2 separate regions of the Homo sapiens genome follow, and region 2 is linked to region 1. A link is an interaction called in ENCODE POLR2A ChIA-PET data of the cell type or tissue named here. Cell type or tissue: OCI-LY7. All regions are shown on one strand. Links, peaks and the distances in the headings refer to the core of each region. The heading gives the core; the rest is flanking DNA. Region 1 overlaps B3GLCT (beta 3-glucosyltransferase). Region 2 overlaps B3GLCT (beta 3-glucosyltransferase).

The links. ChIA-PET counts read pairs that join two places held together with the same protein. Peaks named below come from ENCODE experiments on the same cell type or tissue, not always from the same donor. Only the 100,000 strongest peaks of a DNase experiment are listed, where the experiment ranks them.
Region 2: POLR2A ChIA-PET joins it to region 1 with 6 read pairs; 2 of 35 experiments call an interaction of 5 or more read pairs at or near these places.

The regions. Positions count from the first base shown.
Region 1 is chr13:31,319,801-31,324,199 of GRCh38, forward strand. It overlaps B3GLCT (beta 3-glucosyltransferase), which reads left to right. Exons shown (of 15, transcript NM_194318.4): 14 at 3,951-4,095. Among named protein-coding and RNA genes, the nearest start is that of B3GLCT, 120 kb to the left of the region's middle. In OCI-LY7, for the core only: no CTCF peak of the experiment used is centred there; DNase peaks (open chromatin) are centred at 1,001, 1,321, 1,871 and 2,391; H3K4me3 peaks cover 3,044 bases; H3K27ac peaks cover 4,000 bases.
Region 2 is chr13:31,241,060-31,245,458 of GRCh38, forward strand. The region is part of intron 4 of B3GLCT (beta 3-glucosyltransferase); the gene reads left to right. Among named protein-coding and RNA genes, the nearest start is that of B3GLCT, 43 kb to the left of the region's middle. In OCI-LY7, for the core only: no CTCF peak of the experiment used is centred there; no DNase peak of the experiment used is centred there.

The DNA of each region.
Region 1 (4,399 bases), core at 98-4,097:
AACACCTTGTCATTTCTGACCGTAACCCCTGATTTGTTCTTCCAATGTCCCCCTCTCAGGGAAAACATTGGCATATATGAGTTCTTATCCCAGGAGTCTGTGAGTCAGCTCTCACCCTTTCTTTCCTTCTTTCCCCACTCCCTGCAATCAACTGAATCACCCAGTCCTGTCCATTTTATTTCCTAAATCTCTCTTCCATCAATACTTCTCTCTACCTCCAGTAATCTCAGCCAGGTCACTGTCATATCCTATATGAGCTCCTGCCACAGCCTCCTGTTCCCCCTACTTTTTGGTCTTAAACTCCACTCCATGCTGTTGTCCACACTGTAGTCAAAGGGACCTTTCTAAAAGCAGATCTGGTCCTGTCTCCCCTCTGCTCAGAGGCCCTCAGTGGCTTCTCATTGTCTTTTCTCCAAGAGTGTGAACCTTTTTCTACTTTTGACATCTAAGACAAAGAGATGATCATTTAGATTTTAACAAGAGTCAAGTTGATCTGGGATGAGTCCTCAATTTAATCTTCTCTAGTTTGCCTGATTACCAGCCTCCCTGGGTGTTGCTGAGGCCACTGCTTTGGGCCCGAAAGCCCAAGAAAAGTTTTGTCTTCTACCCACTTACCAGGCCCAGTTTGCCGCTGAAAGCTGCCATGGCTGTCTTGCTACTCCCCTAGCAAGGATTTTTCTCTCTAGAAATTCATTCATCTAGGCTTCGTGTCATTCACCTCTCTTCAATTTCATAATTACATATGATTTTCCTGTTATTTGAATATTTTTATTTGAGTGTTACCATGGCATGAAAGTCTTTTGCATCTTCTGATATCCTAACTGGCAGTAGAACTTCTCCCATTGCCTTTAGGATCAAGTCTGCACTCCAAGGCTTATAAGACCTCTCATGATCTTGGCAGATGCTGTTTTACCTTTCTAGCCTCATCCATCTACACCCTTATCTTAAAGAACTCTTGCTGAACTTGTTTCAGTTTCTCTGAAGCACTATTTTTTTCCTCTCCTCCCAAGATACGACATTCGCTGGTCTCTGCATACCATTGTTTCCCCAACTTTCTGCCTGTCTAGTTCCTCCTTGTTCTTTTGGACTCACCATAGCTATCACCATTTACTCTTGAATGCCTTTAGCCCAATCTAGCCTCTCAAATCTGGGTTTAATGCATTTCTAATGTACTTTCATAGCATATTATGCAAACCATTATCATTTAATTGCCTATTTACTTTTCTATTTTCCACTTAAATTATGCATTATTTGAAGGCAACACCTGTGTGTTTCATTTCTCGTTATTTCCTCGCTTCTTAGCATAGGGACTCATGTTTTTCAAGGTACAGTGAATAAATGAATAAACAAATCCATGAACACAAGGCACTGATCTTTATATAGCTAACATTGACCAATGTGATGTTCTGTCTTTAATAGCGCTTTTACAAAGATGCAGGAACATTCGTCATGAGATTGTCTCTTACATCAACCTTTGATAAAAGCTGTAAGACATAATGTTGAATAGTTTCTCTAGTATTACAGCAGAATTTTCTGATGCTCTAGCTTGAGAACCAATATGCCTTTTAACAGCAAGTCAGAATCAGTGGCTTGTAAAACCAATTCATGGACCATGACTAGCATTTTAAATTAATGAACTATTGAGTGGAATAGAATAAAATGGAAAATATCAGAGTGCATTCCATGTCATAAGGGTAAGTATTGTTTGTGACATTTTTGTTTCAGCTTTATACATACCCATGCACACTCACACATGAAACATATAAATGGTTGCAATGTGAAATTAATTTCTTGTTTTCTGATGGCGGGTCACAGTCCAGTAAGTTTTTGAAAACCACTACCTTAAACCATCCATCTTAGGTAAGGATGTTTTGACAGAGCCGAGTCAGACATGTAGGTTCCTGTGGTTTCTGTGTAGGTATTTTGCGTTGTTTGGAGCATGAGACCTTTGTACTATTTGAATCCAAGTGTCTGTTTTTCACTTTGTTGCTTACTCCATGAAAGTTTTGGTACTTGGAGAAAATAAATTGAATGACCATTTTTTTTTTATTATTTCAACAGGCTTTTGAGGGGCAGGAGGTGTTTGGTTATATGAATGAGTTCTTTAGTGGTGATTTCTGATATTTTGGTGCACCTGTCACCCAAGTAGTGTACGCTGTGTCCAGTGTGTAGTCTTTTATCCCTCATCCCCACCCCTCTTCCGAGTTCCCAAAGTTCATTGTATCATTCTTATGCCTTTGCATCCTCATAACTTAGCTCCTACTTATAGGTGAGAACATGTGATGTTTTGACCATTTCTTTTTGAAAATACTTATTTACATATGTGCATTTAGGTAGGAAGCTGTGCTTAGGCTATCTATCATCAGCCTTTTTGGCAGCCTTGGGAGCAAATGACTACACCAGAATAAGATGTTGGGCAATGTCCTCGGAAGAGGCCGCAGGCAGTGTTACCCAGAGAGACTGCCATGACCTATTTATTGGCTGAAGGCCAGGAAGGGCAGGCATGTTTCTCATGCATGTTCCCTTCCTACATCGTCTTGATCTGCACTGTGTTCTTGGGCAAGTCCCAGACTCCCATTTCAGTTTTTCTTATTTTAAACATTTGTATATTGTATATTGAAGGAAATAAAATAATCCTGTAGCCTTTCAACATCTTTTTAATGTTTAATAGTTGGTGGCCAGAGCAGACAAGTGTTCTTTCCCACGATGATATGACTGGTAGTTTTCCATTTTGGGGAGCAACCTTATTTGGAAAGAACTCATCAGCATGCTAATAAACAAGTGTTATTAACGGCTCATATTCACTTAGTTTATGCAAATAATTAATGTAAGACTGTGTGAGTAGGCAAAAGTATAAAATAATTACATATTAAAATTTCATGCTCACGTTTCATCTTCCTATAAAGTTAGTTTTTCAGAGAGCGGATCAAAAAAATGAAAGTCTTTCTCATTTTTTCTCATTTTACTAGATGCTGACAAAAGAAAAAAAGCATTTTTACTATTTACTGTCAACACATCTTCTCATGTGTGCTCTTTTCCCGGAGTCAGTAGCTTGAGCCCAACGTGGCCGATTGGGTGTAGGAGTTCCACTCAGCCACAAAAAATGTGGCCAGGGAGGTTTCACTGTGGACAGCAGGCTTTCTAAGAGAAAGGCAATTTATGGTGGGTTTTCAGACTTGCAGTTTTCCTTTCTCTGTAGTTGACAGGAACTTTCTTTTTATACCTTCCTATTTTGTTACAACATCTTAAGTAAAGAAATTCTCTTGTCTAGTCAAGGGCAGGGAGGGAGTTCTGCACTGTTGCAGGGGACGGAGGAGGGGGTTGGCCACTAGCATTAGGTAAAACTGCTGAATTGAGCCCAGCATGTGGAATCAGTATTTTTGATTCAGGGATTCAAGCTCTTTGTCCTTTTTTCCTTCCTCCTAGACTGATTCATAGAATGTTTCCTCCCCCAGGAAGAAGGTCTTTGTAAAGGCGACTTTGTTCTCACTTGTTTGATGCATCAAACTTCCATTGAGTGCTGTGGGCAAGGCCCTATATGTGGCAGTGGGACTATATGGATGAATTTTAAATAGTTTTGCCTTAAAGAAAGTCTTTGATGATTGAGACTGAACTTATGAACCATATTGTTTCCTTCGGCCCTTTCAGTTATTGAGCTTTTTATGGTATGAAAAGATTCATTTCTACCTTAGGATCAGAATGAAAACAAGAAACCAATCTGTATTTTAAAACGAAGAGAAATTATTTTGGGAACTTGGTACAAAAGTGTTGGAAAGGGCCAGAAGACTAAAAGAGAACAGGTAGGGTTTTACCTAGAGCTCAGTAACTAGAGAAAGCTACTATTGCCTCTCAGTCTGCAGGAGTAAAGTCCTGTTTCCCGGGGCCCATTTGTGCAGCAGCGGTGTCTGTGGAGCTTCTCTAACCCCTTTCTCTGCTCTGGCTCCCACTAGAATGGTCTTCAGCAGAGAAGCCGTCAGGAGACTTCTCGCCAGTAAATGTCGATGCTACAGCAATGATGCTCCCGATGATATGGTCCTGGGAATGTGCTTTAGTGGCTTGGGAATCCCTGTGACACACAGCCCTCTCTTCCATCAGGTGAGGAAATGGTTTTTATTCTTCCCTCATGGCAGGTGAGGGACAGATTCTTCTCACTTAAGGATTTGACTTCTTTCTCTTCACATATTCGGGAAACAGACTAAGAACTGTGTTGACAGGCTCCAGGGGAATGTCCTTAACCAGGACTGTTACCCTGTTTGATGTACACACTGTCTCATGTACGTCATGAAGATGGGAGGCAAAAACGTCTCGAAAACCAAGTGGCGTTTGACCAGGATCCTCGCCATGTAGGACCAGGGAAAAGCTGTTTTTTGGTTTATCTTTTTAGTTAAAAGGATTGGTA
Region 2 (4,399 bases), core at 104-4,103, 79 kb before region 1:
AACATTGAGATTCAAGGCCAAGTTGCTCAACAGTAATGAAATCTTCACACCATTTGGAAGGCTGTGTCATGACCCTTTGTCTCTCTTTGGTTGCCCAGCATTTGAACCCCTTTGCTTCCTGGAGAAGTCTACACCCTGTGTCTGGAGGGAGCTGGGGCTCAGCCCATTAAGGCAGACGGAGGCCAGGTGCTCGGGCTTCCCAAGCTCAGGGGAGGGTGGGCCTCCCTTCCAGCATGGCATGTTGGATGAGTATGGAGCTGGAGACCCCAAGAATCAGGTAGCTTTAGACCTCCCTCCTCTGGGTGTCTAGTGGTGACAGTGGAGGCCAAGTGCAAAGCCAGCACATGCAAGTGTGCAGAGGAGGTGGGGGCTCCATGAACATGGTGCCAGTGGTGTGTGATGCCCAGCAGGGATGGCCTCTCCAGGGTGTAGGTCACTGTAGACTGTGCCATGCCCAGTGCCTATTGCGGAAATGGCACCTGCCCTCCAGGAGGCTCATTCTAGTTGGGGGAGCAGGTCATTCCACTGGTTGAGTTGCTGTATGAATCAGTACAAACATGGCCCCCTGAGAACATAGGCAAGGAAAGCTGTGACCCCATCTGGACATGCCAGTAAAGGCTTTTTTATGGCATTTGAACTAAGCCTTGAAGAAATGTAGTATAAGTTTGGTAGACTCCCATCTTGGGCAGCTTGAGGACTGTCACTGAAGGCGGCAATACATCGTGGGTGTCACTGGATATTAGGGAATGGATGAAGAAAAGAGGATGAGCTACTCTCAGCTAAGATGATGAGTTCATTTTTGGAAAGGTGGAGTTTGAGGGATTAGTGAGACATCTAGTTTATGGGCCCAGGGTTTGGAGTAGAGAGAGTTGGAAACGACAGTAGTTATTGTAGCTTTTTTTGAGTGCTCATAATCATTGTTATTTAATTTAGTGCTCATATTGGTACACTATGCTATGCTGTTTTCAAGCATCAGCTCATTTAACTCTATGAATTAGTTGCTGTTATTCTTGCCGTTTTGCAGAGAGGAAACTGAGGCTTAGAGAGATTAATAAAATAGTGGAGTCAGTCCTATACCTCAGTTCTGAGGGGATCCAAAGCCTATTCTCTCTGCCTTGCTGCCTCCTGACTTGCAGGTGGGGCCATGATCCCTCGTGCAGCAGAGCCATGTTGATAGGTAAACAGTGTGCTATTCAGTCTGTCTCTTCATATAGCTCTGTTCTTATGGCTTCTATCCCTGACACATTATATTGTAGATTTATTTGCTTGTTGCCTGTCTCCCTCATGAGAACATGAGATCCAATAGGGCAGGGACTCTGCCTGTCTTATCACAGCTGTTTACTGTATTCCTAGAACAGTACCTGGTACATAGTAGTTGCTAAAAATTATTGCAAAATTGATATTGTTAATAGTCATCACATGCTTACCACATGCCAAGTGCCTGGCATGTATTAACTCACTTGCTCCCCTTTGCTGTTGTCATCTCACATGAGAGAATGAGGTGGCAGAGCCACAACTAGGATAAGAAACTCACTCGAGTTGCATGGCTCAGAAGAAATAGAGCCAGGATTCAAAGGAATTTGGCTCCAAAAATCAGATCCTTAAATACTGAGCTTTACAGCCTTTTGTGAGTGAATGAATTATTAGTTAAAATAGATTTATATGAGCTATAAAATGGACGGAGTAATGCTTTTCAAAGTAAATTGTTCATAAAAATAAAAATTTCTAAATAATGAGGTAATATTTTATCTTGTTAGGAAAGGACATTTAATGATTAAGACAGGTATCTAGAAAAATCTTTTCTTTTTTTTGTAATATAGACTCAGATTCCTAGAAGGTATGTTATTATAACATCACATATAATCTGCTGGGGGCCATAAATGAATACTGGATTTCTAAAGGCTAGTAAATCTGTCTGATACATGTTGCAAATAGCATATTACAGATCTCTGTTATCCTCATAAGACATACGTACCTCTTACAGAAGAAATTGTAACAATAAACAGATGTTAATTTTCACCATAATTTATTTGTTGTTCTAAAAGCTCAGTTCAGTGCCTCAGAATGATGTAATAGTTGGAATTTAGACAAACAGTTGAAATGGAATCAGTCTTAAAAGTTCAGTTTTTTAGAACCTTTGCCTAATGCTGATCTTACTTTCTAGTTTAGCATGTAGTCTGAATAATAAAACTGAATGAGACCATAAACCCATGTACTTCTAGGTTTAGAGGTTAAATTAAGGACAAATGACAAATACTGGCAAATAGTCTGTTGACAAGGGAAAGACCAGCACCATGTAGTTTAATTGTTGAATTATTTCCAGACATGCAGAAAAACTAAAATGGTTCAAAACCAAATCTGCTGAATAATTAAGGTTATTTATGATATTTTATATATTCATCTATTTTAATCCATGTTCAAATGTTAGCTTTTTCATTCATACTATTAATATTTCTACATATAAATTTTTAATGATTTCCCCTCCATGTCAAGAATAATGACCCTTCTCCATTCTAAAAATATTGTGAGAATACTCAGCTGTGATATTGGAATCAAACCCCTTTCCCAAATGAGGATGATGAATATGTATAAGAACCAACTAATGAATTAGAATGTTGGTTTTAAATTTGTTTGCTCTCAATAATTATTAGCTGCTTTAAATATGAATTCATGCCTTGATAACAAATATGTTCCAAGGAAGTACCGACTGAAAGTTCAGTAGGCTTCCTGTCTTCAAAGTGATTATGATACCAGTGGATGCTGATAAAGGCAGACTTTAATTCAAAGAGATAAATAGAGTTGACATGAAAGTTTAAATTACTGCAAGCGACCTTTTCATTTTCTTTCCCTTTTCTGTCATTTATCCATATTTGATCATTTGTATTTTTAGCTCCTTTATGCCTGCCTGTTACGGCATTATCTCATTATCGAGAGAATTTTGAATTACCTTTTAGGTTTGAAATAGTAGCATGATTAGGCATCATTTAGATTGACGACAGTTGTTGCATGCATGAATGCCTTTACTATGTCTTTATTCCAGACAGCTCTTGGTAATGTTGATATAACATTTTCTTATTTTCCCCTTGAATTTTAATTTGAAAACTATTTCTTAGTTATTCAGCCAGTTACTTATTTAAAAACTTGCTTTGAGACTGGGCACGGTGGCTCATGCCTGTAATCCCAGCACTTTGGGAGGCCGAGGCGGGTGGATCACCTGAAATCAGGAGTTCGAGACCAGCCTGGCCAACATGGTGAAACCCTGTCTCTATTAATAACACAAAAATTAGCCAGGCGTGGTGGTGCACCCCTGTAATCCCAGCTACTCGGGAGGCTGAGGCAAGAGAATCACTTGAACCTGGGAGGCAGAGGTTGCAGTGAGCCGAGATTGCGCCATTGCACTACAGCCTGGGTGACAAGAGCGAAACTCTGTCTCCAAAAATAAAAATAAAAACTTGCTTTGAATCTAAAAATGGTATCATTTAGTGACACTACCTTTAAGGAGATCTAAATCTTATGATGGCGATAGATGGAACATAAATTATTATAATCCTAAGTGGTAGGAACTGAGATAAGATCATTTGATAGAAAATTTTATTGCACCCTTTTTGATAATTACCTTTAAGGTGCTACTACATCTAAGTGTAATATTACATCTGTTTGGGTCTCTGTGTGCATTCATATATATATATGTGTATATATGTGTGTATATGTATATGACAAGAATAAAAGCTCTTGGGCATTTTTGGGGATTAGTAGATTAAAATTTATTTACAATTAAGATGACTTTGGCTTAATCAAGAGTTAATCAAGAGCAGGTTTCTGAGTGCCAAAGTAGCACCTACTTTGTATTTTTGAGTACTCACCTTTGGAGAGTGTTATTAACAAGGCATGCTAGCTTTTGAAATGTTGTTATATGGAGATACAGAGAGACAGAAAATTTGACTGATCTTGTGTTCACAAACTGAAGCAAATATGAAATCTAGTATATGATTTACTAAACAAATATAATGGAGCTATGAATGACTTTAATCTACTGATAATCCATAGAGTTTATTTCAATCTAGGATGTGATTCCTTGTTTGCACTACCTAAACCTTTGCCTCCCACATTTTATGTTGTGGCAGAAATTATTAATAAGCTTGTCTTCTAATCTCTCCCAGGAAAGTGCTTTTGTAGCCTTTCTGCTGAGGTTACCGTCAAGGTATCAAAGGAAGCCTTTTCTCAGTTAATAGCTGTTGATATTACATTATATATATATCCTATAACTAGGAAGTATAATACTTGTTTGGAAGTAAATTTTTGAGGTGCATTCATTTTCCTTCAATGTTTAAAAAACTTAGCTATGTTTTAATTGAAGGATTTTTAAAGCATATATCTCATTGTTCTATCATCTTGACAC